Regions from separate parts of the Mus musculus genome. Here all the other regions are linked to region 6. The links are chromatin loops, found by intact Hi-C in ENCODE. Cell type or tissue: heart. All regions are shown on one strand. Region 1 overlaps Lrrfip1 (leucine rich repeat (in FLII) interacting protein 1). Region 2 overlaps Mlph (melanophilin). Region 3 overlaps Lrrfip1 (leucine rich repeat (in FLII) interacting protein 1). Region 4 holds the start of Ramp1 (receptor (calcitonin) activity modifying protein 1). Region 5 has its middle 15 kb from the start of Lrrfip1. Region 6 has its middle 11 kb from the start of Ube2f.

What was found. Hi-C counts contacts between places; a loop is a spot of excess contacts. Peaks named below come from ENCODE experiments on the same cell type or tissue, not always from the same donor. Only the 100,000 strongest peaks of a DNase experiment are listed, where the experiment ranks them.
Region 1: a loop joins it to region 6, with 2.3 times the contacts of the local background. A loop is called at or near these places in 8 of 42 quality-filtered maps.
Region 2: it touches region 6 in a loop (3-fold over the local background); 2 of 42 quality-filtered maps call a loop at or near these places.
Region 3: a loop joins it to region 6, with 2.5 times the contacts of the local background. A loop is called at or near these places in 8 of 42 quality-filtered maps.
Region 4: a loop joins it to region 6, with 10 times the contacts of the local background. A loop is called at or near these places in 24 of 42 quality-filtered maps.
Region 5: a loop joins it to region 6, with 3 times the contacts of the local background. A loop is called at or near these places in 2 of 42 quality-filtered maps.

What each region holds. Positions count from the first base shown.
Region 1 is chr1:91,096,206-91,101,205 of GRCm38, forward strand. Lrrfip1 (leucine rich repeat (in FLII) interacting protein 1) reads left to right here. Exons shown (of 25, transcript NM_001310732.1): 13 at 4,372-4,407; 14 at 4,980-5,000. Among named protein-coding and RNA genes, the nearest start is that of Lrrfip1, 45 kb to the left of the region's middle. In heart, a CTCF peak has its summit at 2,938 (motif pointing left); DNase peaks (open chromatin) are centred at 436 and 2,796; H3K27ac peaks cover 2,225 bases.
Region 2 is chr1:90,926,391-90,931,390 of GRCm38, forward strand. Mlph (melanophilin) reads left to right here. Exons shown (of 16, transcript NM_053015.3): 3 at 1,593-1,814; 4 at 1,933-2,045; 5 at 3,700-3,803. Among named protein-coding and RNA genes, the nearest start is that of Mlph, 14 kb to the left of the region's middle. In heart, a CTCF peak has its summit at 2,295 (motif pointing right); DNase peaks (open chromatin) are centred at 1,081 and 2,331; H3K4me3 peaks cover 1,110 bases; H3K27ac peaks cover 669 bases; H3K27me3 peaks cover 195 bases.
Region 3 is chr1:91,110,017-91,115,016 of GRCm38, forward strand. Lrrfip1 (leucine rich repeat (in FLII) interacting protein 1) reads left to right here. Exons shown (of 25, transcript NM_001310732.1): 19 at 339-431; 20 at 2,140-2,281. Among named protein-coding and RNA genes, the nearest start is that of Rbm44, 33 kb to the right of the region's middle. In heart, no CTCF peak of the experiment used is centred here; no DNase peak of the experiment used is centred here; H3K27ac peaks cover 968 bases.
Region 4 is chr1:91,176,131-91,181,130 of GRCm38, forward strand. Ramp1 (receptor (calcitonin) activity modifying protein 1) reads left to right here and starts at 3,692. Exons shown (of 3, transcript NM_016894.3): 1 at 3,692-4,010. The coding sequence starts at 3,959. In heart, a CTCF peak has its summit at 3,084 (motif pointing right); DNase peaks (open chromatin) are centred at 961, 3,111 and 3,921; H3K4me3 peaks cover 1,417 bases; H3K27ac peaks cover 1,357 bases; H3K27me3 peaks cover 1,031 bases.
Region 5 is chr1:91,036,130-91,041,129 of GRCm38, forward strand. It overlaps a transcript of Lrrfip1 not described here. Among named protein-coding and RNA genes, the nearest start is that of Lrrfip1, 15 kb to the right of the region's middle. In heart, CTCF peaks have their summits at 2,091 (motif pointing right) and 4,383 (motif pointing left); a DNase peak (open chromatin) is centred at 2,042; H3K4me3 peaks cover 195 bases; H3K27ac peaks cover 2,026 bases.
Region 6 is chr1:91,236,590-91,241,589 of GRCm38, forward strand. No RefSeq gene overlaps it. Among named protein-coding and RNA genes, the nearest start is that of Ube2f, 11 kb to the right of the region's middle. In heart, a CTCF peak has its summit at 2,729 (motif pointing left); a DNase peak (open chromatin) is centred at 2,722; H3K27ac peaks cover 1,047 bases.

The DNA of each region.
Region 1 (5,000 bases), 140 kb before region 6:
CTGAATCTTAGAAACAACAGGGCTGATTCTATTCTTTCTTTATGCTTTTTTAGGCACCAAGATGCTGGGTTTGTCACCCTCTGTCCTTGGAACAAACAAGGATACAGTGACCTCTCCATCCTGGCCTCTGTGGGAGACCCATGCAGTAGGATGTGCAGCAAGGCAGGGGTTAAAAGATGGAGTTAACACCACGTCACAGCTCCTGCTCCTGACTTGGGGCAAGTAGGCAGAAATAAACTCCTTCAGATGAAGTAGCCCCCTGAAAGGCATATGTTTTTGCTTGGTTTGAGCTGCCCCAGCCATAATAGGACATAGTTTTTGGTGTCCATATTGGTTCTTGGAAAATACCCCCGGCTTAGTATTTCACCAGGAGTAATTACCAGGAGCCAAAGACAGAAGAAAATGCAAAAGTCAGCTGCAGCCCTCAAGGCTTTGCATCTTGCATCTGTCAGACAGGAAGTGAGGCAGTGCTACACACTGGGGGCAGGGTGGTGCAACCGAAGAGTAAAAGTCACCAAACAAAGGAAGTGATGGTTCATTCCCCTTTAAAAACGTGAATATACCTCTGTGTCCATAGGCTACTGCAAGGGCTAAGACTAAAGGTTTGGGGCTCCCAATGATACAATTCTTAGGAGAGCCAAGATGCATCAGCCCGAATGTAAGTGGCAGGGGACGGAGTTCCACCTCATTCCAGCACCACTCCCCACTCCACTCCCATTCTTCTGTAACTCCGTCCCCACCTCCACTTAGCCTTTCCATCCTAATTAGTGTTAACTGTCAGCACAGCCTAGAATCACCTGAAACCAGAGTCTCAATGGAGTAATTGTCTTTACCATGTTGGTCTGTAAAAGATGATTTTAATTGCTGTAGGGGGTGCTGCCTACTGTAGGCGATACCATCCCTAGACAGTCCTGGGTTTTATAAAAAAGCTAGCCATGGTTCCTACCTCCAAGTTCCTGCCCTGGTGCCCCCTCTATGGCAGACTGTGTCCTGGGGGGTGCAAGCCAGATAAAGCTTTTCCTTCCCAAGTTGCTTTTGGTTGGAAAGCCACAGAAAGAAATGTAGGAAGTGCACACATGCGCGCGCACCCCCCCCCCATATTTTTCTCATGTTAATTGAGCACCTAGAATAGTCTGGTCATGAGTCAACAGTGTTAGGCAATGCAAACCTGCCCTCGCCCTTCATGGGATACACAGACTGGGCTAGAAGATGTTCATCAAATAAATAACATAAACATCAGTTGCACCTGCACGAGCCATGAGGGCAGGTGCGTGGAGAGAGGCAGAAGCTGGGGTTAGAGGATCTAGGCTTGAACCACAGCCAAGCAGAGCCAGGTGACACCTAGGGCATCCTCCTCATCTAAGCCCTACAGCCCACTGGAATCCAAGAGAGCTTCCACAGATCTGAAGCATCCTTCAGGAATGTCTCGGGTGGAGCCAGGACTTGCTGTCTTGTGTACTCATAGAAAAGTGCTGAGCTAGCTGTCTGCCCATTCGAATTTGAAAACAAAGACACCCCCACCCCCCCACCCCCCACCCCCGCCCCCGTGATTCATGTTGTCTAAAGAGGCAAGGCAGGGTCCAGGTGGAGAGCAAGCTTGCACCTATGGGTACGAGATTGGATCTAAAACCTATGGTCCACCAAGTATGGTGGCTCATAATGGTAATCCCAATACTAGAGAGGCTGAGAAAGGTGAAGCCTGATTTCAAGGCTACCTTGGGCAACGCAGTGAATCTCAGGCTACTCTCAATCCCGTAAACTCTGTCTTAAAAATAGAATTAGGGCCAGTGTGATGGCTTAGTGGGTAAAGGTACTTACTGTCACGCCTGATGAGTCTGAACCCAAAGTCTCACATAGAAGGGGAGACCAAGCCCCACTAGTTGCCCTCTGACCCCTCCCCAACATGTGTCATGTCATGCACACATACCCCAAATAAATAATACACAATAAAACCAAAAATCCCCACTCCAACAGTAAGCCCCACTGTTACCTGCATTCGAAGGGAATTGGTCCTTAAAACCGGTGCTCCCTGAGCAGGGTTTGCTGTGTCCCTTGTTTTGAGAGGGTCGTTGCAATGGGAGCCTGTTTGCTTTCCAGGGTCTTGCTGTGGCCCACCTGGGAGCTGGGACCATGAGGCTAGGTTCTCTCATACCCAGCTCTTTCTTGGGTCTCTCTACCTTCTAATGGTGACATGCAAGCTGATGTTTAAAATGTCATCATGTGATTCTCATCAGAAACCCACTGAGATGGTGCGGACTGGACTCACTGTGCTACCGTCTTCCTGTAGAGGACTTGGTTTTAGAAGGGAAGGAGTCTTTGCTCCCATTGAAGTTTCTTAGAAGGGACTTGTTTTTAGGAGGAAAAAAAAATTTAGAGGAAGAAAATTGAGACTAGTTCTTGCTCTGGGGCCAAGCATGGCCTCAGAGTCAAACCTTTCTTCCCCAACCTCTCACATGTTAGAATTACAGGCATGTGCCACCATGCCTGGTAAATTTTAGATGTCTTTGAATACACTTAGTGGCAATGATAAAAGACTGTGCCATCTGGAATCCTGTTAGTGGGGCATTACTCTCAACTGCGGAGAACTGGGGAATGGTGATAGAACAACTCAGTGGGTCACAAGAGTCCTATGACTTGCTTGTCCCTTGTGCCTGCTGTGGCCAACAGCAGCCCTTGAGCTCCACCCTTCTGTGGCCACCTTTGGTGGCCTTGTCTCCATGGCAGCCTTCACACCGGTCACGGAACAGCCGTGAATGTGTGCTGTCTGTTATTTTCAGAGGGGCAGTGACATGCTCAGAGTGAAGCATTCCGTCTGGGTTACTTATCTGTCCCTTTGTGTCTGGGGCTTTCTGAAAAGGGTACAGCTGTCTGCTTTCTGGGCCTGACCTGAGGCCAACCTAACCATAGACAGACCAGGCTAGACCGCCATCTAGTGGAGCCAGCGGGAATAGCAGACCTGTTGGGGCCCTTTGGGGCCCCTGGCTGTTTCAAAAAGGCTGACAAATAGATGCACTTTGTCAATTTGAAGACAAAACTAGATGCACTATATGCTGAAGGGTACATTTCATGTATCTGTGTTGAGAGCAGGAACACAGTTTTAGATTTTTCTCCACATGGTCTCTATATCCCCACCCCAAGTTTTCGTATTCTGCATTAACTATCTATGTTAGAGCAAAGACTTTAAAAAAAAAAAAAACTATGGGACATACAAACTATATTTTTCTCTCTATTGGCTTTTTTTGAGGCCTCCACATGCACACACGTGCTCCCAAACATGAACATGCATACACGAATACATACCCAAGGAGAGGGGAGCAGGGCTCTTCCATTCTGTAAATGCATACACATGTTCACAGTTGTGAACATTCATACATGTGCACACCCCCAAGGAAAATGGAGCAGGGCTCTTTAACTCTGCAGACAGTGAGATATGACTGTCTCAATCGGGGCCTGCCTTAGCATCCCCAGATTGTACAGTTAGGCCAGTGTGAACTTCACACCTGCTAATAACCCCACACATGAGCAGTGGCTAGCTGTGACTCCACTGGTCTGTGCAGCAGGGCCCCTGAGTCCTTGCCATGTGCTAGTTAGACTTGGGACACACCTAGAAAAGAAACGGGCATCGGAGGTGCCCACTGGTCTTGTGTTTGGTGACCATTTTCACTTGCTATTCATGTTGTCTGTGCTCTGTAACCTCAGAGCATGGTGGTTACCATTGTAAACCTGCACAGGTATCCACAGAGTCCCAGGCCACTCATATCTGTGAGTCTGAGATGCAGTGTCACTCCTCTTTTGGTGAAAACTCTTGGGGTCAAAGCTAAGAACTTCTGAACTTGGCATTAAGAGGGCAGCAGGTTCTGATGGTGTTTCAGCATGGTGCCTGCGTGACTGACTTCCCAGAGGCCCAGGAATGGAACTTGGTCTCATAGTAGATGTTGAGCAAAGGAAGGGATAGTCCTTAAGTCAGACTCAGCCTCTGTCCCCAAGACACCCTCTACCCCAGGTGTGTACATCCCTTGGGACCCAGCACCAATGCACACTGCTCTCAGCCTCCTAGACTGCTCCAAGTCCCACTGAGGCTTCTATCTGAGGGAAGGAAGGGCCCCAGAGAGGCAGGAAAGATGGGGAGAGCCAGAGTTTAATAAGAGTTTCTCTTTTTACTTTTTAAATTATAGCACAAGCTAGCGTTTCTTGATTTGTGCAGTTGGTTTGGACTTTTTGTTGTTGTTATTGTTGTTGTTGTTGTTGTTGTTGTTGTGTTTCTTTTGTTTTTTAGCATCAATCTCCAGATCAATACAGGTCTTTGAAATGATCATAGGAGTTGTAATTCAGTGCTTTGTAATATTTGACAGCTGTCCATTTCCCCCACAGGTAGAAGAAAGACCAGACAAAGACTTTGCTGAGAAGGTAAGGATTTCTGTAAGCCTCTGCCTTAGCTTAGTTGTGAAACGAGATGGTCTTGGGTGAGGCTGACAGGAACCCAGTTACTTGGTGCTTAATAAAGTAATCGAATGACAGAGGCTACTAAGAGGGCCACACAACATGATGTTATATCCCCAAAGGAGTCCATCATGAGTTGAAATATGAGGGACAGCGAAGAGCTCATGGCTAACCAGACACCAGTGAGACAGCTCCGAATGAACCCTCTTTATCACTAGCCAGAAGTCCAGTAGAGAAACTGAGTTTAAAAAAGGGTGCTCTGGGGCCAGAGAAATGGCTCAGTGGATAAAGTGATTGCTGCACAAAAGTGACAGCTTGAGTTCAAATCCCCAGCCCACATGTAAAAAGCCGGTGTGTTCACACGGACCTGTAGCCCCAATACTGCAGCTGGCCATCTAGCTCACCGTGCCTCACACACATGCTCATACACAAACATGATCACCTGTGGAAGCTAACATTGACAGAAAAGGTTCTGAGATGTTCAACCCGTTGGTAATTTTGGTTTTACCTAATCACATCTGATCTTCACCCCATTCCAGGGCTCCCGTAACATGCCTAGC
Region 2 (5,000 bases), 310 kb before region 6:
GAATTTTATGCAGCCATGAAGAAAATTGAAATCATGTTGTTTGCAGAAAAATGGGTGCAACCATAAATCTTTGTTAAGTGAAAGCAGGCAGACTGAGAAAGACAAGAGTTTACATTTTTATGCATCTATGTGTGTTTATGTTTGTGTGTTTCTAGGTCACAAAACTAGAAAAGGGATCATGAGAGGGGAGGAAGAGATAGAACTTTTGTTTGTTTATTTGTTTGGGGCTTGGGGGAGGGGTTTGGTTTCTTGTTGTGTTGGTTGGGGGGGGGTTGTTTTGTTTTGTTTTGTGTTTTTGTTTGGTTGGTCGATTTATTTTTGTTTTTTTTCGAGACCAGATTTCTCTGTGTTGCTCTGACTGTCCTGGACCTTGCTCTGTAGACCAGGCTCGAACTTAGAATTCTGCCTGCCTCTGCCTCCCAAAGGGCTGGGATTAAAGGTGTGCAACACTATGCCTGGCTGGCTAGAGGAAGGGCTCTTAAGGGAAGTGGCAAGTAGAAAGGGTGATGGATTCCATGGAAAGGAAAGCGTATGTAAGGACTAACCAGGAAAGGGAAAGAAAGCAGCTTCCGGGGAGGAGGGGAGACACAGCTGAGAGCAGAGCATCATGACCGGAATGAAGAAACCGTGATGAAGCCCAATACATTGTATTTTAATTCAAAAAATGTATTTAGTAAAAACAATGTAACATTGAAAATTATGACTATTCTGTGTCTGTGTCTCTGTCTCTCTGCCACTCTGTCTCCCTATGTGTGTGTCTCTCCTACCCACGCCTTTCTTTTCCTTGTTGGCCATCGAAGTGGGCCATTGCCACTTCACACCAGATGCCACCTCCCTGCACCCCATGGAAGCTAAAACCTTGCAAGTCCTCAGGAGACAGTGGGCCCCATGTCTTGCTAATTTTCCTCACTAAGGACAGATTACCGTTATCCCATGTAAAACTAAAAATATTGTGTTTGGCAGATACTCCGTGAGACTCGGAACAGAAAGGGTACATTCATTAGGGTCTGGGGGACATTTTCCATCGTTGCAGCTGGTTCCAGTTGGCAGGCTCGCCCGGAACTGGGTTACTTCAAACGGGATAGTCTCGAAGAACAGGTTTCTCCTGGAACTTCCGGGTACAGGGTGATTCCTGTCTGGAGCCTCTCCAAGCCAAGCACTCAGTCCCGGCTCCGCAGGAAGAGTCCTGGGCCTCGGCTTGGTGCTTGCTGGAAGACGCCCTAAACCACTTGTTGAGGAAATATCACCTGGCCTTGCCCTCGGGATTCTGTTACCCACAAGAGAGAGCACAGGGTTCAATCATAAACGCCACAGGCATGCTTAAGAGCTGTGCCGTTTCAGTGAAAAAATCATAGGTTTCGTCTCTAGCCTACCCAAATTGCGGATGATTTAAGCCCAACCTATTTGTCCCCTCCAGAAAGAGGGCAAGATGGCTCTCTGCCTTGAGCCTGTGGCGCTTTCGCTTAGCTTCAGCCACTGTCCTCTGCCTATGGAAATGACCCTCTGTCTGTGTCCATTCACACTGCGTGCATTCACTGGTCGGTTGTAGAAACAAACTGTCTAATGTATTTCTTATCCCATTTTTTCCCAAGGGGGCTGAAGGGCAAAATACAAAAGGAGAGCTCCAAGAGGGAGCTGCTGTCGGACACAGCCCATCTGAATGAGACTCACTGTGCCCGCTGCCTGCAGCCCTACCGGCTGCTCCTGAACAGCAGACGACAGTGCCTAGAGTGCAGCCTCTTCGTCTGCAAAAGCTGCAGCCACGCCCACCCAGAAGAGCAGGGCTGGCTCTGCGACCCCTGCCACCTGGCCAGGTGAGGAGCGGGGAGGCAGAGCCCGTCCCTAATGGTGTCTTAGCCTGGTGTGTCCCTTTGGGGGACTGGCTGGGGGGGCGGGGAGGCACTGCCTCAGGCTGCACCCATCTCCCCGCAGGGTCGTGAAGATCGGTTCTCTGGAGTGGTACTACCAGCACGTGAGGGCTCGCTTCAAGCGTTTCGGGAGTGCCAAAGTGATCCGGTCTCTCTGTGGGCGGCTGCAGGGTGGAGGTAAGGGGAGGGCTGGTCTGGGGATGTTCCAGGAGCGCTTTAAGTTGAAGAACCCTTAGAATGGGGTTGGTTGACGCCTGTGGGAGGCGCAGGCACAGTTGTTTGGTCAAGTTGAGGGCCAGGGAGCTATCACTTAGAAGTTTACAGAGTTTCAGAAGTTTGACCATCTTGAGAACTATGGGAATTAAAGCTTCCTGACTGCCATTATTACCTGCCAATTTCAAAACTGCTGCCATTACTACCAGGAGGTGGCGCTGTGGGACAACAAACAACAACTTTGAAGCACTTTCTTGCAGGAATTCTCAGCAAGCCAGCTGAGGCTGATCTGCTGGCTCAGGCTCAGACTGAGCAGGCACGGGTGGCAGTGGGAAGGACAGAGTCAATCTGAGGGCCTCCCGGGCCCATAACCCAGCAGCCCAGCCGTACAGGATCGGGAAGCGGGTCCCTTTGTCCCCCCAGCAGGTGGTTGGTTGTAGGCAGCAGAGTGGCAGGCAGGATGAGGGATGGAAAGGTTTGTAAAGTGACCAAGGCCACTGTAGCCTAGGACACAGCCTGAGACACCAAGCCCAGGCTCACCTTGGAACAGTACACTGCTGTGAAACTGACGAAGATGTTATGTGGGGTTTCTGGATAGATCGATGAGTCAGTGGTAGACAGAAGTATAGGAAAGAAAGATGAGCCAGTATATGGTGGTAAACAGGCTGACTGGCTGGGTAGATGGGTTCAAAAATAGAAAAAAGAAGAAAGGCAGGAAGGAGAGGGGAGAAGGATGTCTTAGTTTTCTATTGCTGTGAAGTGACACCATCTTATAGAAGACTTTATTTGGGGTTTATGGTTTCAGAGGGTTAGAGTCTGTCTTAGTCAGGGTTTCTATTCCTGTACAAACATCATGACCAAGATGCAAGTTTGGGAGGAAAGGGTTTATTCAGTTTACACTTCCACATTGCTGTTCATCACCAAAGGAAATCAGGACCGGAACTCAAGCAGGTCAGGAAGCAGGAGCTGATGCAGAGGCCATGGAGGGATGCTGCTTACTGGCTTGCTTCCCCTGGCTTGCTCAGCTTGCTTTCTTATAGAACCAAGACTACCAGCCCAGGGATGGCACCACCCACAATGGGCCCTCCCCTCTTGATCACCAACTGAGAAAATGCCCCCACAGCTGGATCTCATGGAGGCCCTTCCCCAACTGAAGCTCCTTTCTCTGTGATAACTCCAGCCTGTGTCAAGCTGACACACAAAACCAGCCAGTTCAGAGTCCATGACCATCATGGTGGGGAATCACAACAGCAGAAAGGCAGGCAGGCTTGACACTAGGGCAAGAGCTGAGAACTCACAAGCAAGAGACAGACAGAGAGAGAGAGAGAGAGAGAGAGAGAGAGAGAGAGAGAGAGAGACACTAAGGATAGCAGGAGTTATTTGAAACTTCAAAGCCCTTGACATACCTCCTCCACCAAAGCCATGCCTCCTGATCCTTCCCAAACATTTCCACCAACTGGCAATTGGGTATTCCAACATATGAAGTTATGGGGGCCATTCTCATTCAAACCTCCACAGATAGTAGTTGGCAGGTGAGTGGAAAAATGAATCCAGAGACAGTTAAGTGGTCTCCCATTTTGGCCCTTTATGGGTGGAGCCATACACCTGTAAATTGCAGGTGGATCTGAGCCAAGCTTGGAAGAAGGAAATGGAGACAGTGAGCAGACTGATGAGGATGGAGACCTGGACACAGAGGCCAGAGACCAGCCCCTCAACAGCAAAGTAAGTCCTGCCCAGGCACTGTCTGTCTCCATAAATCCCATAGGTCTCCTGCCCGTCCTCATGCCCCCCATCTCCCTTACATCTCTCCCAGACATGCCATAACACAGGCATCTGCATTTCTCTCTGGCTCCCACCCCATACCCACCTGGGAACCTGTGTCCGCCGCAGTGGATCCTCATCCCTAAGCATGGGACTCCCTCCTCCCTAAGCCCCTCCCTCCTGAGCTTCTCCCTCCTACCCAATTCCCTCCCTCTTGAGATCCTCCTGTCTAAGCCCCTCCCACCTGAGCTCTTTCTTAAACCTCTCCCTGATCCCTAAACTCTTTCCTCTTAAGCCCCTCCCTTCTGAGCCCCTGGCTCCCAAGCGTGGGAGCTCAGTGGTCACTTCAGAACTCAAAAAAAAAAAAAAAAAAAAAAAGTACAGATAGACAAAACCTACTGCAAGGCCTGTCCTGACTGACTGGCATTCTGGGACACCGAGGTGCTGTGACAAAGTGTACAGGAGGGCAGACATGTGTCCAGATGGCTCAAGAGACATGCATGGCAGCAGACCTTGCACCTTTCAGATTATAAGCCTTGTCTTTATAAGTGGTTGTTGCTCTTCTCATTTGGCTTCCTGTGGTGGAGACAGGCTAGGCCAGTGCTTTGGTTTGGGGACAGGGTGGTAATGATGATTCGGAGAGAGGGAAGTAGGCTGAAAAGTGTGAGTTGTTTTTGAACCCTTTGAAGGTGACAGGGCTGTAGAATCAGATCTGAGAAACGCTCCAGGCACACACACAGTCGTCCTTTGCACAGGATCCAATTCACACCATTTGCTGAGCTCACAGCATGTAATCCCACCAATGTCTAGAACATTCTAACAATAAAACATGCATTTAAAGGATCAGAGTCACTGTACTGAGCAGTGGAGTTCATAAAGTAATGATCATATATCTAAAGAAAATGGAGTGGTCACCTACCTCTACCCCATAGTCAGTGAGCTCCATAGACCTAAAGTCCCAGGATGCCCTCTGTGTGAGGTACCTTCAGCCCTGCTGCAGCTCACACCCTAGGCAGCACCCAGTAGGCCGAGAGAGAACTCATTTTTCTTAGAGTAGAGCACAGCTGAGTTCCTGGATACAATGTCACTTCTGATGACACAGACACGGTGGGCCCGTGGGTCCCACAGCCATCTCAGGGCTCCTTTGGATCAGTTTCT
Region 3 (5,000 bases), 130 kb before region 6:
GGTGGTAGAGCACTTGCCTCCTATGTGGGAGGCCCTAGGTTCAGTCTGCAGCACTGCAATGAGAAAACAAAAGGCAGGAATGGAAGTTATGAAGCAGCCTTGCTCTATAGCATCCCTTGCTTAGAAACCCTAATGTGTGAACAGTAGTTGGTCTAGCCTGGGATAAACCCAACAGCTTTTTTTTTTCTCATTGGTGCCCTGGATGACAGTGCCTCCTAGACCCTGCTTCTTACTTATCTTGCTATCTGTGCTAATCTCTCCCTCTCTTCATCTCTCTCTCCGCGCCCGCCCCCCCCCCCCGCGCTGACCCCCCTCTTTCTCCTCTGTTGCACGCTCAGGCATTAGAAAGACAGAAAGAGTTCTTTGATTCCATAAGGAGCGAACGAGATGACCTTAGAGAAGAAACAGTCAAGCTGAAGGAGGAGTTGAAGGTACGAAACCGAAGCGCAGCTTAAGAACAGCTCCACGGTGACAACTTCCATGGGCACTGGCTCTGTGTTTCATCACTGTCATGTTAATAAAGTCGAGCTTTCGGTTAACTATCCCTAGGAAGTAGGTGTGCCAGTGCCCATATGTGCTTCTGCCAGAACCATCAGGTCTTTCCAAGCTGAACAGGTCTGCAAAGTAGCTCAGATTTCTAGCTCTGAATTTGGTATTCGTCTAAATATTTTTTTAACCCTCATTAGAATGTATGTAGTTCCTTGTTTAAGCCTCTTGTCGAGGACTTCCTTAGCTGAACAATAAGTGGAGGGATCCCACATTCCCACCAGATCATAGAAAGGACAAGTTTTGCATCTTCTAAGGGCCATGTCAAGGGGAATCAAGCAGACCCGGGTGGGTTCCCAGACTGCTGCAGCAGTAGCAGTGAGAGGGGTGTGGCATCCCAGCAGCCCCCAGATGCACATACCAGTGTCATTTCCTGAACTCCGCTGTCAAAGTCAGAGCAGGAAAGCAGCAAGATACAGGCTTACAGCTAAGATCTAAATGAGGCTCTGTACTGGCTGGTTTTGTGTGTCAACTTGACACAGCTGGAGTTATCACAGAGAAAGGAGCTTCAGTTGAGGAAATGCCTCCATGAGATCCAACTGTAAGGCATTTTCTCAATTAGTGATTAAGGAGGAAAGGCCTCTTGTGGGTGGGACCATCTGTGGATTGGTAGTCTTGATTCTATAAGAGAGCAGGCTGAGCAAGCCAGAGCAAGCAAGCCAGTAAGGAACATCCCTCCATGGTCTCTGCATCAGCTCCTGCTCCCTGACCTGCTTGAGTTCCAGTCCTGACTTCTTTCAGTGATGAACAGCAATGTGGAAGTGTAAGCTGAATAAACCCTTTCCTCCCCAACTTGCTTCTTGGCCATGATGTTTGTGCAGGAATAGAAACCCTGACTAAGACAGGCTCCTAGTCCAGGCTGTGTGCAGCAGTTGGGAACCAGGAAAAAAAGTGCCGTGAACCAAGTAGATAGTGAGGAGGTACTCTGCAACAGAGGCAGGCAGTTGCTTTCCAGGGGTTGGCCATGTCCTTGGCACAATGATTGTTTGAAGAAGGAAGCATCCCCTTACAAATGCCATCTTTATGCAAACTGCACTCTGTCTTTCCACAACACTTACATATTCCTTCTTTATCCTGCTCTCCCTTTGTTATTATTTATTTATTGTTATTTATACAAGTACACTGTAGCTGTCTTCAGACACACATCAGAAGAGTGCATTGGATCCTATTACAGATGGTTGTGAGCCACCATGTAGTTGTTGGGAATTGAACTCAGGACCTCTGGAAGAGCAGTCAGTGCTCTTAACCACTGAGCCATCTCTCCAGCCCATACCACCCTGAACACTCCCGATCTCGTCTGGTCTCCCTTTTTAAAGACAAAGTTTGTGTTGAAAGGTTTGTTTACTTGATATTTCACTTTCGTGGCAGCCCACAGGTCATTGCCCTAGTGAAAAGAAAGCCTTTTTAAAGTGTCTTCTCACCAGACAATCAGTTGTAGATCTCCCTGCCTTGATAAGACTGTGAACATGGTACCTAGGCACTTCTCCATCCCTGTAGAGTTAGAATCTACATTAGGAGAAACAGCATCCCTTTATAGTTGACAGTTTAACCTGGTCTCACTGAGTGTTATGTTAAATCTGTTTTTGCTCCCAGAAACATGGAATAATCCTAAATTCAGAAATAGCCACCAACGGAGAGACTTCAGACACAGTAAATGACGTTGGGTATCAAGCCCCTACGAAGATAACAAAAGAAGAGCTGAATGCCCTCAAGTCGGCCGGGGAGGGGACCCTAGGTAAGAGCTTTTCCTTGGCTCCTTTCGTTGTTTGGTCAGCGAGCACTGATTCATCTTTGTACACCATCAGATTGGAGTGATTGTCACTGATCGATTAATAGTCACGCGGCATGCCCTTCATTCTGTCACTTTTAGTAATTCTTCTGGACAAACCACGTGATCACCCACGGTGCTATGTAGCATGTATTTTTGTCTAGCGCTTTCCACCCATGGCTCAAGGACACGTTTCTTTTTTCCTTTCCTTTTCTTTTTATTATTTATTTATTTATTTTTTGCATCCCAAGGCTGAGTAGAAAGAGGTAGGCTCAAAGTTCAGTGGTAGAGTCGAGAGTTCAATAATTTGGGTTTTCTCCAGGTGTGTTCCAATTACGACTTTCCTCTTAATCTTGTGATGGAGTTGTGGAAGCTGTGACATGGGTGAGCAGGCCATAGTTTCCCGCCAGCCTGGCACACTTGGGGACCCACCATACAAACATTTGGAGGATGTGAGGTGCCTAAGTGGGACACAAGACACCTGGTGGGTAACCTGGTAGCCCTGATGCTGCTGTCCCCACCCTCACAATGGAAGGCAGCCAAAGTAGTGGGGCGCTCCTTGCTGTAAGTGGGGTGTGCTCACCAGGGGTTGGAAATCACCTACCTTATTCAGAGGGGCTCCTCTGTATGCCACAGTTTTAGCTTCTGTTAAGAATATATACAATTGTGAAATCTAATGGATTATAGAAATATTTTCTATAATTTTCACAGATAAAATGATTTACAAATTAATGTTACTCCTAACTTATGGCTTTGGGATAAATTTAGTTGCTAGGTCCCCGCCCCCAAGGCCAGAGTCTGTGACTATATTGCAAGGCAGAGGCTTTTCTTTTGTCTTCTTGGTGTTTGTGACCATGTGAAAGTCTGGAAGCCTCGCTCCTCAGGACCAATTCCTAGGAGCTTCCACAGCCCTTGTGATTGTTAGAGCAACGTGCTCTTAACCAGTGTGAGTTGTCAAAACAGGAAGAGTCCGTAGTTTCCACCATTCCTCCAGGACAGCCCCACTAGGGATTGGTCCTGCTCTTCTTACCTCCATATACAGTTGACATATCCCTAATAGTCATGTAACATGGCTGAAAGAAGAGATGCCACTTTGTCAGTGACCTTCCCCGCAAAGGGTTTTGATGCTGTACCCAGTCAGACAAGTGCTGTGGGGACATCCCGGTCTGCTTATTTTAGATTTACCTATGTCTGATGTTTCTTTGACGTGAGGTTGCTACATCAATAATCATACATGATAGTAGAAAAATGTAAAGGGTGAAGTTAAGTGGCCTCTAAATAAAGGCCATATATTTTTCCATCATTTTCCTGGCATCAGAGATCCACTGTGGAGATTTTCCAGTTCTTAGAATGACAGGCTTTCACTTCCAGCAAAATAATGTCCGTGAGGCTGGGGATTTATTGACCCCTTGATGAGTTAAGCATTCATCTTGATCTAGCTTTGCCTTTTGTTGGGATTACCACCCTCTTGAGGATGAAAGATCCTATGTGCCCGAAGGGGAACATTATCTGAAGAAGACATGCCAGGCAGCAGGACCTGGACTGCTGTCTACCTCATAGGGTTTACCCTAGCAGCATCTTCCTTGAGACTGGCTTTCTAGCTGAGTTTCCTAAACAGAATGTTCTTTTGAGAAAATGTGGGGGCTACTGTTAGGGCTGTAAGATTCTGAGTACTCAAGTAGCTGAGAGTATGAGGGGCTGGGACTCGGGGTTAGGGTTAGGGGACTGGAAGGAGGACTGAACATTTGAGAAGACTTTGTGTGGCTGCTGGCATGTGGCTGCCTGCCTGTTCCACAGCTCTGTCTGCCAGCTAAGTCAGAACCTCACCTTTAAAAGTCATTCCTCCCAGATGGTAGCAGTCACTCTGGCCTTGGTGGCAGTGGCCCTCCGCTTACCAAAACCAACAAGCTAATGCAATTGCTGCTTTGACACACAGGCCCAGCAAATGCTTGTTTCCCCTCTCAATATCTCAATATCTATCTCTGTCTCTGTCTCTGTCTGTCTCTCTTTGTCTCTGTCTCTCTCAGTGTGTGTGTCTGTCCCTCTCTCTCTCTCTCTCTCTCTCTCTCTTTCTGTCTCTGTGTGTCTGTCTCTTTGTGTGTCTGTCTCTTTCTCTTTCTCTGTCTTTCTCTCTCTCTCTCTCTCTCTCTCTCTCTCTCTCCCTGAGAAAGTTGGGTGGTAACTAGAACATGTATTTGCATTTAAATATATATTAAGTGCCCACCACATCATGGGGTCCCTTCAATTCTCTCAATGGTCTTTTAGGAAAAGCCAAAGAAGTGGAGGTGAAAAAGGAAATTGTGGAGAAAGTGGGGCAAAGAGAAACCTTACAGAATTCTGAGCAAGAACAGCCCAAACCCAACACAGGAAAGGATTGTGTGGACAGAGGGGTGTCACATCCTGGTGAGAAGGCTGAGAACCAGAGACCCGCTGAAGACAGTGCCCTGTCCCCGGGACCACTAGCAGGGGCCAAATGTGAGCAACAGGTTCAGAGCCAAGATCAAGAGAATACTTCTGACCTCAAAAACTCAGAGCAGATCGAGTCACACAAGGTCACAAACAAGTCAGATAGTAGGGCCAGTAACTCCCCTGAACAGTCCAGCTGCCTGGAAGGTCTAGACAGTGAAGTGCCAGGGCCCACTGAGGATTTGAAAACAGATTTGGGGAAAGGTAGCTTTGAACCATG
Region 4 (5,000 bases), 60 kb before region 6:
TGAGAAGACAGTTGAGCCAGAGATGAGATTGTTAGGAGACAGTTGAGCCAGGAGGAGCTGAGCTGGGTAGATAGGCTACAACAGTTGTTTTGGTTTGGAACTGAGAGAAAGGAGTGTTTAAGCAGACTGCTGGGGAACTGAGAGAGGAACAACGGATTGGGGGAAACATTTGAAGGGGCTGGGCTAGAAACTGGAAGGAGGGCAGGCAGTGAGTTAAGAGAACTGATTACTGTTGATAGGAAATGAAACATTAAAATAGATAAAAAGCACACATTTTACATGTGCCACCACCGCCTGGCCCACATATGCAATTGTAATTGTGTGTGTGTGTGTGTGTGTGTGTGTGTGTGTGTGTGTGTGTGTGTGTAGGGTCCCTTCCATCCCATGTGTGAAACTTCACTTCGTCGTTTGTGATAGGTCTAGGTAGAGCTGACTTTTCCCTTTTTCAGCTCCATGGTTTGTGGGTGTTGGTTTTCTCTTCATTTCTAGATCATTGAGATGTTAATTCTTTAGTTCTATTTCCATATCTCCCATACACCAGCCTCTTGTCTCCTGTCTTCCAGTCTGTCCCTGTTTTCTGCCAAGCATTTAGCTGGTTTAAGGTGGGCTGGACCACAAAGAGCCAGAGCTTGCGATTCCCTCCTTTCCTTTACAGCTCTTGAGTTATCCCAGTGTTGCTGAACACATCATCTTCTGTCAAATGGACAGTTCACTTCTTGAGGGCTTTTTGCATGTTTTTCCCTTGGGTGCATTTGAGGGAGTAAAGTTCCAAGATGCTCGAAAGCCTTGAGTATTTGGATTTTAACAGCAGCTCCCTTGAGAGACTTGACAAACTAATACTTAAAGCTGACTGTTCCAAGGTGCCTTCTGTTAGTCCTTACCTAACAGCTGTGCTTTAGAACAACTGGCCCAGTGACAGTGGCCCGAGTCTAGCCTCCTATTGTCCAGTGGAGAATGGCAAACTAAAAATAGTTGGTGTTCTTGCCAGCTGCACGTGAAGATGTCCCCGTTTGCCTGTGCCACTTTCCTCTGGCTACTTACTGGTGAGGACTGTGTTACTGCTGTGACTGGTGTTAGCAGTGTAATACCCAAAATGAATTCAAGACCACCCAGTACCTTCCCCCTTCAAAAAGGACTTTCCATACTGAACTAGCAGGCAAAGTACAGAGCCAGATAAGGAAGCTGGCTGACTAAACAAATGTAAAAACATAGTTTTAGTGGTCAAAATGACTAAGCTTACAGCTACCAAAACAATATTAGCTGTTCTCAGAGAAATAACCATAACAAGATTAGCAATTCTCTTGCCCCCCTACCCCACATGGAATTCCGACAAAGACCACAAACCACCTTTTGTTGCAAGAATTCCCCTGACGTTAATAGCTGTGACGTTAATGTACTATTACTTTGCTGACCAAATCATAATAACCCACCATGGGGGGCAAGCAAAGTGAGGGACTAGGCCAAAGGGTTACTTAGTTACTATACAAACCAACCAATGCCTGAAAGGGTTACTTGCTACACCAGTGAGAACCCTGTTGCTCAAATCTGCCCCTTACAAAGGTATAAAAAGTGTGATCTTTCTTTGTTCTGGGTCTCTCCTCTGGCCTACGTCCCTAACAGAAAGAAAGAAAGAAAGAAAGAAAGAAAGAAAGAAAGAAAGAAAGAAAGAAAGAAAGAAAGAAAGGAAGGAAGGAAGGAAGGAAGGAAGGAAGGAAGGAAGGAAGGAAGGAAGAAAGAAAGGAAGAAAGAAAGAAAGAAAGAGGGGAGTCCCTAACATGTTGGATCAATAAAAATCCTCATGCGTTTTGCAGCGATGGCGGCGGTCTCTGTGGTCCTTGTGAGTAAAGGTCTTTTGACGAACTCCAACAGCAGTTCTCCTGATCAGTCTTTTTCTATCTGGGGGTTATTGATATTCTTGGGTTTGTAGCCCTGTGGGTGTCTTTCACACTCTTCCTCCGGGACTACAGTTGCATAAGTTAGGCCCCTCAAAGTGGGGTCATGGTTCTAGTATTCTTTGTCCTTTTGTTTTTATAGCCCTGTGTGGCTGTGGTGGTTACGTGTTGCCGTATGCTGTGTGGTCTCGCTTCTTGCTGTCCCGCTCCTTCAGGCTGCCCTGGGACAGCAGCGGTTCTTTTCCTCTGATGCCTAAGGCTAGTCCTGCTCGCTCTCAGCTGCTCTGAGCACAGTTTGTTTCCCTCTACGGTAGCGGAAGCTGGGCTGCTCCAGACTGTGTGTGCACATGCTCTGCTGCTGCTGCTGTGCACTTCAGGGAGTGTCCTTACGTACAGTGTGAAGCCTGCCCTCTGCCTCTCTCAGATGTCTTCCCGAGGCGTTCTCTCTGTTTCTTAGATTGGTTTCTGGACTATGGCTTCCCTCATCCTGCTGAAGTCTGGAAACTTAGTAGGCAGCCCCAGGCTGCCTTGATTTCTTGTTCTCAGGGCTCCCTGAACTGTCTACTGTGGCAATTGCTGAGGTCTGGTTACTTTTCCGTGTATAAATGGGAACTGTATCCACTGAAGGTGTTGTACAGAAGTAGACCTGCTGACTTCTACCTTAATGCCTCTCTCCCTCTGACAGTCTTTTAACGCAGTGTCAGCACATGCCCATGTGAGAGGGGATCCAATGCTGCTGATGACCAGTTAGAAGTGAGCAAATCTCACAGACTGAAGATGCCAACCTGCAGTCCTAGGGCAGCCACACTAAGGCCGGGTGTCAACGAGTTGCATCCTTTCTGTGTGAATTGGGAGAAACTCAGGGCAATTACTGGGGAGCCTCACAGCCTAGATTCTGAGCTGCAGACATGAAAGGAAGGACTGAATGAGGCAGGGCTCAGCTGCTTTCCAGCCATGACTTGCCCGTACTCCCATGTCTGTCCATGAAAGGAGGCTGGCCTCCTGGCAGGGCTTCATAAGGTTCAAAACGAAGGGCTAGCCAAGCCAAAAGAATGTGTTCCCTTCCCCATGTCCCCTTGACTTTAGGACATGTGGGGTCCCCAAGACATAGGTTTATGAACCCCAAATGTCGGCTTGGCCTGTGTTCAGGATGAATACCAGGTTGCTGTTAAGGGTCCTGAGCGCTTGGCCAGAAGGTGGCAGCAGCCTCTAGCCTTGTTCCCCTTGCTGTGAGGAACGCTGCTCACCCACCAGTATTGTAAACCTGAGTGAAGTCTCTGCCAGTGTATGGGGCCAGTGATAGTCTGCTCACCTGCAGCGTGCAGAGTGCAGACCTGCTCAGTTAGTCTGAGCTGCTGCATCCATGACTCTCCAGGTCAGGCCTAGCCTGTACTTGGGGTATCTGCCCCAGGGTTCTCAGCTTGCCGGTGTTACATGGCCTTTCTTGCTCATATTCACACACCCAAGTCTCCCTTACCACTACTGGTCCATCCTGTGTAGAGTCATGGCCAGTAGCCAACCCCAACGGAAGTCTCACCTTTTTACCTAGCAATTCCTTTTGTCCCTAAATTCGGTATTCATGGACTCTGCTACCCTACCCTGGCTTGTCACCACCTGCTGTCAAGCACACCTTTGTCCCTCCAAGGAGCCTTGTTCCCACTGACCATCTTTCCTGAGGTTCCACTTCTTGTCCTACAGACGTTGGTTGTCAGGGCTGGTTTTGGCCACACCACTCCAGCACCCCACGGGGAAAAGGAGATGGGACCACGGGGTGTTTGCAGAGCCCACAGGATAGCTGAGGAACCCAGCCGTCAGAGCGAGGTGCTGAGTTTGGGGACCTGGAGACCCTCCAAGCCCATCCGGCCCTGCAGACATTCCAGGAGGCTCCCCTCTAGTCCCAGCCGCGCTCCAGCCTCAGGTGCCGCCCGCCAGCTTCCGCCCTCGACAGCCGCGGGCGTGGGAGCCGCAGTGGGCCGGGCGCGGTCTCTCCTTAGCTCCCGCCCCCGGCGCGTCTCCAGCGGGCGCAGAGCTCGGCAAGGCGCTGGGACGGTGGGGCTCTGCTTGCCATGGCCCCGGGCCTGCGGGGCCTCCCGCGGTGCGGCCTCTGGCTGCTGCTGGGTGAGTAGCCCGGGCTGCAGCGTTGGTGGTGACCTGGGGCCGGGAGGGCAGCACCTGAACGCACCTTACTCAGGGCATGGGGTCTGGGCAAGACAGTAGAGTGGTGATGGGGGCGGGGGAGGGGGCGCTGCACCACCTTACGCTGCCACGGAGACGAGGTGGCTTGGGCACATCATCCAGCGGGCCATCCGAAGGCATCAGCAACTTTTGATCATACAATGGGCAGCTTGCTTTCCGGGAGGGATAGGGTCGCGGGGTTCCCCTGTCGGCACTTCAGTTCTCCAAACTGATGCAAGCTCCCTGAGCCAGAAGCAGCTTACAGATGTGCAGTCTTCAACCAGAGCCACAGCTTAGGGATCCGGACACTAAGGACAACTGGAAGCCTGACTCTCACCTACAACAGTTGCTGGTTGAGACTATTATTTCCACGGAGGGTGGGAGGCTAGGGGTGAAGGGTGGTTGTTGTTGGCGTGTGTGGCTAATAAATATTAGAGGTGGCAGACTTGCTTGGGATTTTGTTTTAGATTGATCAGAAACTGTAGCCCAGGGGTGACTAACAAGAAACTGCCCATCTCAGTTCCCTTGTCTGTAACGTTCTCAGGACCCGGGGCTGTCATACCTCTTGGACATAATTCAGGTACATAGCTACATTTTAACGAAAGCAAACAAAGAGTCGGTCCAGTGTCCCTGGAAGGGCCTGTGGCTTGATGATTCTTGTGGTCTTTTCCCATACCCATGGTATTGGTCAGAGGCACCTGCTGCACAGGCTCTGGTGGTGGCAAAGGCTGCCCACTAGTGCTGTTTATAGCCAAGGAAGCAGCTTGGGGCAGTGTGGCCTGTCCCCGGTGACTGGGCAGGAACAGCACTGGACACCTACCGTTTGCAGGGCAGAGCTCTCCTGTTTTTAATCCTTGCCAGGGAGTGCCAGATCTACACTTTAAAAATCTGTTTCTGTGTAATAGAATCTAAAGGTGGATTTGCCCCTTATAT
Region 5 (5,000 bases), 200 kb before region 6:
AGTTACCCAGTAATGGTTTTTCCTTAGTTCTTGGCTTCTCAAAGGGAGGAATTTGAGTTAGAGACACAGATATGAAGCACAAGACTGTTTAGCAGAGCAAAGTGATAGTCCACTTTAGAGAGATTAGAGCAGTCAGACCCTAACCCTGGGGAGCAAGCTTGTGTGTTGTGTATTTACAAGAAGTTCTTTTTTGTTTGTTTGTTTTTGTTTTTTGGTTTTGTTTTGTTTTTTGAGACAGGGTTTCTCTGTATAGCCCTGGCTGTCCTGGAACTCACTTTGTAGACCAGGCTGGCCTCGAACTCAGAAATCCGGCCTGCCTCTGCCTCCCGAGTGCTGGGATTAAAGACGTGCGCCACCACACCTGGTTTACAAGAAGTCCTTTACTTATTTACTTGTGTTACATTATTTTATGTGCAACGCACACATGCACACATGACCCTTCCAGAGTCACTTCTCTTTCTCTGTCCTACCTTCCTCGGGATCAAACTCAAGTCATCAGGCTTGGTAGCAGGCACCTTTATGGGCTGAGCTACTTCTCTGGCCCCAAAAGAAGTTCCATGACTATTTATAAGTCAGGTGGCATATTCACAGGGTAAGATAATCCTATCTCCTCCCAAACCATGGTAGACTAGATCTTCCATTTAAGGTACTTCTTCCCATAATTCTCTTGAAAAGTCTCAAAACCACAAAGCAAATCATATTATCCAACTTTTGAGGTCCCTGGCGAATGGGAAGCATCTGTTGACTGTGTTTCTGATAGAGAAGGAATAGCCTAACTGTAATTTCAAGGATGGTTAACCATAGGGGGCATCCTGACTGACAGGAAGATACAATTTCCTTGGCTCCCTCACATCTGACTTCCTACCTAACCAGAAGACATAAATACCAGACTTTCAGCATCTTTACTTGGTTTCCTCTCATCTAATTTCTTACCTACTGGCTCTCAGTGTCATTCCTATATCCGTCATTAACATTCAGTGTGATGTGTGACAGTATTTGTGGTAATAATGTCCGTATTTGTCTATTGAATAATTGACCAGGTCGGCTGCATAAGGGAGCGCTTTAGTCATTCTGAGCAGATGCACTAAGACCTGAGGAAAGACACTGGCTGTGGGGTGCAGTGGCGTGGTATGAATGGAGAAGCTACTCTGGGGATGAGCGGAGAGGGAGAGGATGTAGGGGACAGACTGAGAGTAGTCTTCATATCTGCTGCATGTGGCCACAGCCGTTTGTGTGGGCTCTGAGTGGTACCAGCCACAAGTATCACCTCCGCTTTCCTGTGATCAGCCAAGCCTCTGCAGTTGTCTCTACACAGCCTCTTCCTCCTGGTGAGGGGAAGAATAGAGTAGCTACACACAGCCTTCTGAGTTGGTACTGGATAGTAGCACCCTCTGTGCTCCAAGAAAGGTGTGTAGGAAGAAGACCCTGGGAGTGGAGGGATGGGAGCTTGCTTTGGACTTTTGTGGCCTTTGAGATACCTTTGGGACTTCTGGGCCAGGCTGAGGTACCTGGCTGGCGGCTGCTGAAGCTCCTAGAATTTAGAATTAGGAAAGAAGATCTGCATGCAGTGTCATCTAGGCCATGTTCAAAGCAGGGCCGTGAGAGCCCAGGGGACAAGAGCAATATAGGAATCTACTCCGCAGAGCCCGAAGACTCTGAAGCGCTCCGAGTGGGCCTGGGATGCAAAGGCGCCTACCCCTGTGCTGTCTTTCTTTGTCAAGTTCAAAAACAGGCATGCTGCAAAAAATACAGGAAGGCTATTCCAAGCCGCGTGCAGGAGTGATTATAGTGATTAGCAGGAAGGCACGATTTTGCAACAATTACTCATAATTTTTCTTGTAATGTGTTCCTGAGACTAGATCTCACACTCTGTCCCAGCTAGCATGGAATGTGCTGGGTGGTCCTGATTGGCCATGGACTTGTTACATTACAATCCCCCTACCTCCTCCGAGGTTGCTAGAGTCAGTCAAACCTACTAAGCACTTAGTTACTAAGCACTTCTGCTCCAAACCCTTCCTCCTCCCCCAACTCCAGCTCTGGGCAGCCTCCCTGCAGTCCAGCCTCCCCCAGAGGGCTCTTCTAACCTGACACTAGAGGGCAGAAGAGAATTGCCCAGCACAGCTTCATGCTTCCTGCTTCTCGCAGCGTTGCTCTAGCAATGGGGAGCTCGGTCGGTTACCTCTCTAGTGTTTCACATCCTTCCAATAACTTTTTTTTTTAATATATATATATTTTTTTTTATTAGGTATTTTCCTCGTTTACATTTTCAATGCTATCCCAAAGGTCCCCCATACCCACCCCCCCAATCCCCTACCCACCCACTCCCCCTTTTTGGCCCTGGCGTTCCCCTGTACTGGGGCATATAAAGTTTGCAAGTCCAATGGGCTCTCTTTGCAGTGATGGCCGACCAAGACTTGGAGTTTGTTCTCAGAGCCTGGTCCACTCCATGCTCCTGGGGTCCAGTTACTCAAGGCTTGTCTCTAGCCTTAGCTGTTTCCAAAACACTGCCTCTGCTTTCCTGGAGCCTTTTGCCTTGGGCAACCAAGCTGCCTGCACCTGCTCACTCACCTCTTTAAAAATAGCTCCAGGGCTTTCTTGTGCTGACTAGACAGTGGTTGTTACACTGTGTCAGGATTGAAAAGATACACTTAGTAAGTCTCACACTTCACAAGTACGTTTGCCAAAAGTTTGCAAAAGGATTGGGTGTAACGCCGTTTTGTTTTGTAAATTAGAACATTATTCGGAAAGGGCCCCTTGCCTCCCTAAGGAGCCAGAAGCATCCTAACACAGGCGGAAACAGGCAAGTACTAAAAACAGCTGCAGCCTAATTAATTAATTGCAGTTTCCTGTGGTTGGTTTGTTTTTCTTTTTCTTTTTTTTCCTCTTTCTCAGAGAAGGTTTGGAAGTCTCTGGAAACACACAGGAAAGGTTTTTCCTTCCAATTTTTATTTCTTCTTTTTCAAAGAACAGGACGGAGGCAAATGAGCCTTGTATTACATCCCTCTTTTAAAATAAAAAAAACCATCCTCAAGCTCATAGAAAATATTCGAGAGAAAAGGCAGTGAATGAATCCTACCATTCATCAAAGCCCTCCCTCCCCTCGGGACTCAGGGAAGAAGAAAGACCCAGAGGCAGATGGAGGACTCCTAAGTCTTCCAGACGCAAACAGGACTGATAAGCATGTGAACTCACAGAGACTGTGGCAGCATGTGGACCTGCCTAAGTCAAGCCAGACAGGGTCCCAGCGCTGAAGGGCACTCATCTTAACCAAGAAGCTGGCTCCAATTGATGCATGCTTGCAAAGGAGTCTCACCAGATATACAAATGACAGTTACGGGGAGGCCCAGTGCCCAGCAGTAGATGGCCAACTCAGAATGTTTCCTGTTCTCTCTCTCTCTCTCTCTCTCTCTCTCTCTCTCTCTCTCTCGTCTGTTTTGGTTTTGCTTGTTTATTTTCTGAAGAGAGAAAGAAGGCATGAAGCTGGATGGATGAGGAGGTTGCATCCTATCACAGTCTTATCATAAATGCCATTGCTCTGTGTGTGTGTGTTGCTCTATCATCTATGGCATATGCCTTTGAGACTGGGTTTCTCACTGAATCTGGAGCTAGGCTGGTGACTAGAAAGGGCCAGCATTCCTCCAGTCTCCATGTCCATTAGTGTGGGGTGACAGGCACCCTATAGCCTTGCCTTTTATATAGATTATGGGACTTGAACTTGAGTCCTCATGCCTGTGTACCGAGCACTTCTGCCCACAGAGCCTTCTCCACACCCCATCATTGCTTAATGAAAGAAGACAATGTTGATAATCTCTTCCCCTGGCTGGGGATATAGCTCAGCATTTTTCACAAACTAGGTAAGGGATGGGGGTCTTCCATCCTTAGTCCTCGTCTTCAAGTTAAATTGGCAGTTGCCAATGTGCCACACCAGCTGGCCACGCCCAGTTGGCTGTTATTTCCCTGGTGGTGGTAGCCTGAATATGCACATGGAGTTGTCAGTGAGATTCTGCTTTTGGGGATCAGCTGTCCAGAGCCAAGAGGTTGGCTCCCTGCACTCTCTGAGCACTTCTCCCCCACAAGATTTCCTAGTTTTTTCGGTGGCTGATTTCATCTGGAATCAGTTGGGATTCCACCATCCTCCCCCTATTTTCTAGGGGAAACCTTGCCTGGCTTGCCTCTTCCTCTCTTTGTAATGTTAAATAAACAAGAGTGTGCACTTGCTTTTTAAAAATAGTATTCCTTAAATTGTGACGAAATAAGCACAACAAAATTCCACCATCTTTCCCGCATCCATTGTCTTCTTGCACAACTTAAAAAACATCGGCTTCCTATTTTCTCCTCACCCAGCCTCTGCCCCAACAGTGCCACCTTCTGTCCCTGAGACTCTGACCACCAATGGGACCCTGGCTAGGGTGTGACATAGCATTTTGTGCTGAGCAGAAGAGGGACCCTGGGCTTGATTCCCAACAACCCCAAACCAAAATTAAAAACTTCTTAGAACCACATGTAACTGCAGCCATGCGATACTTTACAGACAGACCTTAAGGTCCTCGTAGTGTGTACAACTTTGACCTCCAGGTTCCTTTCTAAGGCTAACAGCATCCCGGTCTATGGACCATCTGTTCTTCATCTATCTGTGGATCACACCCATCTACAGCTTTTGCATTTAATGTGACCTCTTTGACATTTTAATGTGGGTTTCTTGCCATTATAGAACCTGATATTATTAAGCCCCCTCCCTTATTTCTGTTTTATCTCTGTGCATGCCTTATTGAATCTCCTGGAGTTGAATATGCTAAAATTAGAAATTAACAAGAACAAGAACAAGATATTAAAGAGTTGGGCATTGTGACAAAGTTCTGGCCTTGCAAACCTGGTGATCTGAGTTCAGTTCCCCAGACCCACAGTGAAAGGCAGGAACCTCCTCTACCTATGGAGGTTGTCCCCTAACCTCCATAGACATGCATGGTGTGGCAAGAGCATCTGTCTATGCATACGTGATG
Region 6 (5,000 bases):
CTTAAGAAAAGTTTTAGAGTCACATGAAAGCCAAAAGACTAAGATTAGTGGCAATAGTCCCTTAGTTTTTGTGTTTCTCTGTCCCAGACTGGGTGGCTCTTCTGATAGGAGACAGAGTTTTTGGATTTTCCTTTAATAAGCATGTGTGGGTTTAGAGAAGGAGAGAGCTAGGCTCTAACCCCAAAGTCAGCTTTAATTTTTCATTGAATTGGGACCACAAAAAGACCGTTTGCTACTTATGTCTGTAGAAGGGCAGCAGAGACAAGCCGGAGTTTTGGTCTTAGGGGAGGGCGTTTCTCTTGATGATCTGTTATTTCCTTCAGGAGTTTCACTTGTCCAGGAGTCTCCAGATTCCTTAGTTGGATGCTTTTATTATTTTGGAAAGATAAAAACAAAATCTTACCCCAACTCTAATTCTTGGGGGTGGGGGTGGGTTTCCTTTTTTGGTAGGTTATATCTTTCCTAGGACAAGTGTTTTTTGGGGGGGGGGCGACAGAAAAAGTATTATCTTTCAATTAAAATTTTAAAAAATTGTTTTGTAATTTTGAAACTAAATATGCTTTAGTATGTGTGATAAATATACCTATATTCCCTTTTCTTTTTATATATAAATTCAAGGTTTAATTTCAACCTGTTTGTGTGTGTGTGTGTGTGTGTGTGTGAGCAGCTTTTAAATTTAAGTCACTGTAATTCCTGTGTGCTTGTTTCTGCCTTCCAAGTGCTGGGATAAAAAAGGTATGAACCACTGCCTGCCACTGGATTCCTTATGATAGTTATTCTCATAGGGTTGTCCTGGTATAGTTTGGTTCTCCATCTCCCTTATTTTTTAGTGTTAAGGGTAAACTTGCAAGTATTCAAATGTGTGATCTATCATTCTTGCTAATTTATTCAGAACTTATTCCCTGGCAAATTCTAATATTCTAGTTTTAATTAAACTAGACGTCAATGTGTCCACTATTTTCCGACATTTTATCTGTCTTGCCGGTATGAGCTACATTAAAATTGATGTCCTTGCTAAATTTTGCTAGGTTTTACTATTTCCATTCATGCCTCCCATGACCAGATATCTGTACCATTTATCTGCCAGTTTTGAGGTTTTCCATTTTGATGACCTAGACATGGTGCACGGGCACCATGAATTGGGAAGATAGAGATTTTTCCCTCGCTCTCCTAGTTGTTTCTTACAGCCCTTAGGGTTGCACTGGTCTTGCGGTTCCTTCCTCAGGATTGGCCATTCCATCCCCTGGTCTGTAGGCTGCTGCTTTCCGTTAGTTTTGGTTCCATCAGTGGTTGATGAATCATCATTAAACCATGTATTAACCAAATGCTGTCGCCCCACAACATTGGTCTCCATAGTTCAATAGGTGACTTTATTTAATGCTGTTTACAATAAACAAAGAGCTCTTGAATTAAAGGTGTGTGTTAGAGCTGAGCCACACCACAACTAGAAACAGGTTTTCCCAGTAAATAACACAATCTCGAGGGTCACAGTGTAACCAAATATCCTGTAACACCTAATTGTGTCATTTCGTCAAAAGAAGTTTTCTCCCTCCCTCCCCTCCCTTCCTTCCTCTCTTTCTTTTTTTCTTTGTTTCTTCTTTGTTTCTTCCTTCCTTCCTTTCTTCCTTTCTTCCTTTCTTCCTTCCTTTCTTTCTTTCTTTCTTTCTTTCTTTCTTTCTTTCCTCTCTTTCTCTTTATTTCTGTTTTTGTTTGAAACAGAATCTCAGTATCTCAGCCCGATCTTGAAGGGACTCTGCCCAGCCTGAGCATGGCAATTGTGGCTCTGGCAGGCCTTGTCCTTCTCCACCATTTCTTCTGCCTAAAATACAAAACACATAAACCTGTTAGACTATATTCCTAAAGCTAGCCACCAAGGTCTATTCCCTTATTAGGCCACTTCCTCCTCCGGAGGCTGACTACCAAGGTCCAGCCATCAAAGTATTGGGGTCAAGCAATCAAAAGTCCCCTTCAGCTCATCTAATGAACATGTTCAATTAAAATTAAAAACCTTATCCTAACATGGGGTTTCCCCTTTTACCTCTATAAACTGCCATTTTCCTATATGCCACATCTGGCTCCTCCTCTCTATCCCTGCCTCACTTGTTCCCTTCCCCTTTTCCTTGTCTGCTACCTTCTGTCTTTGTCTCTTATTCCCTGCCCTCTATCCATCTGGGCAAATACATCTCCTTTGTGCTGAGAACTTGGCCTTGTGGTCCTGAGCTGATACTGGTCCTTTCAGTCCTCAACCTTGAACCTCTGATCCTCCCATCTCCCGAAAGCCAGGATTGTAGGTCTGTTCAATCCCTGCATCATAGTTACTAGGGATCAAGGCCAGGATGATGGGCAAGTACTCTACCAACTAAGCTAAATCCCTAGCTCTGGAAGGGAAGCTTTAACAACATCCACTGTGTCCTTGTAGTGTGTGTGTGTGTGTGTGTGTGTGTGTGTGTGTGTGTGTATGTTTAGGAATCTTTGTCTTCCCCATGACTGCATTCTTCTGGTGAATTCTCCAGGAGACAGAACACTTGATGTTTTAGCTTTTGTGCTTAGATCTACGTTCCACTTGGAAACTAGAGCCCTTCATAATCTTTCCCTTGAAGTGGTGAGTGGAGGGGGCCTGAGGCGTGAGAGTCAAACCAAAAGAGCCCCATAAGCAAGTGTAACCCCTCCACAAGTAGGTTATTTCTGGGCTTTGCTCGGTCCGCGTCCTTGGGATGCCCCCTGGAGGCTGGAGCTGTGTTACAGCCAGGTCCTTCAACAGTGCTGCCCCATTGCAGAAGCAGCTTGGGTCATAGCCTGCCCATGGACACTGCAGGTTTCAAGAGAGCAAGTTCAGCAGTCCCTACAGGACATAGGGATCAGAACTACTCAGAGAACACACTCCCTGCACCTTCTTAAAAGGAACACAGTCCCCTCACTCACTTGTTTCATCCTGAATCTTGGGTGAGGCCACCAATGGTCACCATCCAGAGTAGTGGTTCTCAACTTTGCTAATGTAGCAATCCTTTAATACATACACATCTCCTCATGCTGTGGTGAGCCTCAAGCATGTATATATCTATATATGTGTATATGTATATATGTATATGTGTACATATGTGTATATGTATATATGTATATGTGTATGTGTATATGTTAATATATGTATGTGTGTATCTATGTATGTATATATGCACATATGCGCATATATTTTTAAACTTTTTATTGATTCTTTGTGAATTTCACATTATGCACCCTAATCCTGTTCATCTCCCTGTCCCTTCATAACTGCCCTCTGCAACTAAACTCCCAAGAGGAAAAATAATCTTATTGTGGAAGCTGTACTGTGTCTCATACTATATGTTTTTGTCTACACATCTTGCAAATGTTCACCACAATGAGTCATTGGTCTGGCTTGAAGCCTCAGGCTTCTGCTACACTATCAATACTGGATCCTCACTGGGACTCTTCTTGAATATCCTGTTGTTGCCCTGTGTCGTGGAGATCCTGTGACTTTAGATTTCTAGCACTGCTTGGGTGTACTGGCTGATTTTGTGTCAACTTGACACAGGCTGGAGTTATCACAGAGAAAGGAACTTCAGTTGAGAAAATGCCTCCATGAGATCCAGCTGTAGTGATCAAGAGGGGAGGGCCCCTTGTGGGTGGGACCATCTCTGGGCTGGTAGTCTTGGGTTCTGTAAGAGAGCAGGCTGAGCAAGCCAGGGTAAGCAAGCCAGTAAGGAACATCCCTCCATGGCCTCTGCATCAGCTCCTGCTTCCTGACCTGCTTGAGTTCTAGTCCTGACTTTCTTTGGTGATGAACAGCAACATGGAAGTGTAAGCTGAATAAACCCTTTCCTCTCCAACTTCTTTTTTGGTCATGATGTTTGTGCAGGAAAAGAAACCCTAACTAAGACACTGGGCTAGCTCATCTAATGTTTCAGCCAGCAAGGGGCAGGGCAGCTTTCCTGATCTCATGCCCTTGGGGACCTCTGCCTACTTGCCTGCCAAATAGGTGGTGAGGAGTGGAGGGGACAGGCATAAAATTATTTTTGTTGCTACAGCATAACTGTAATTTTGCTACTGTTATGAATCATAAGGTAATATCTGACATACAGATATTTAATATGTGACCCCTGTGGAAGAGTCATTCAACTCCCCTCAAAGGGGTCACTCACGATCCACAGATTGAGAACTGCTGATCCAGAGGGAGGCAGAGAAAAGTTGCCTCAAGTGTCAGGTATATAGCAATGACCTGCTTCAATCCTGTAGCCCCACCCATGTCTAGACCTTGCCAAGTGTGACTCATTTGGTAACCTTGCTTGGCCCAGCCATGACCTGTGTATACCAGATGGTCCCTAGTAACAGTAGGGCTTGGGAGGGGCAGAAGTAACCTAGACTGTTCAAACATGACCCAACCCCACAGCCCTGACACTGTCTTCCCTTTGCCACTATGCTGTGTCCCAGGGAAGGACTCAGCAAGTACAGTCCACAGCATGGACTCTGGAATCTCAGGAGAGCACAGCACAGAGCCAGAGCTCACAAAGGGCTCCACACCAGTAGGACCATCATGACTAAGGTTGAGATGCAGAGAAAGGAGCCAGAAGGGACAGCCATTTCCCACAGTGCAGGGCCTTACCATACCAGTATAGATGCAGAGATCTGCAATCACCAACGCACCTGTGACCCCTGGGGGCTTCCTTGATGAAATCTACTCTCCTCCTGGCCCTGGACTGTTGGGAGCCGACTCCTAGCAGAAAGCGGCTACCATCTCTGCAGCCATCTTGGGCTATTTGCTTACAGGTTGTTACTTTTCCACCCCATGAGAGACTTGTTTTCCAAGCATGATATTTTTTGCAAGCAGCCCGCCACAGCTGAACACACTCTGATAACATCCTGGTTTTCTCAGACACATCCTGGACTTGTGGTTAAGTGTCTCCAGCTGCACTCCCCAGCTTGTGCTTATACACCCATAGCTGCCTTTCAATAAACAAGACTTGATCAGACAGACTGTCTTGTCT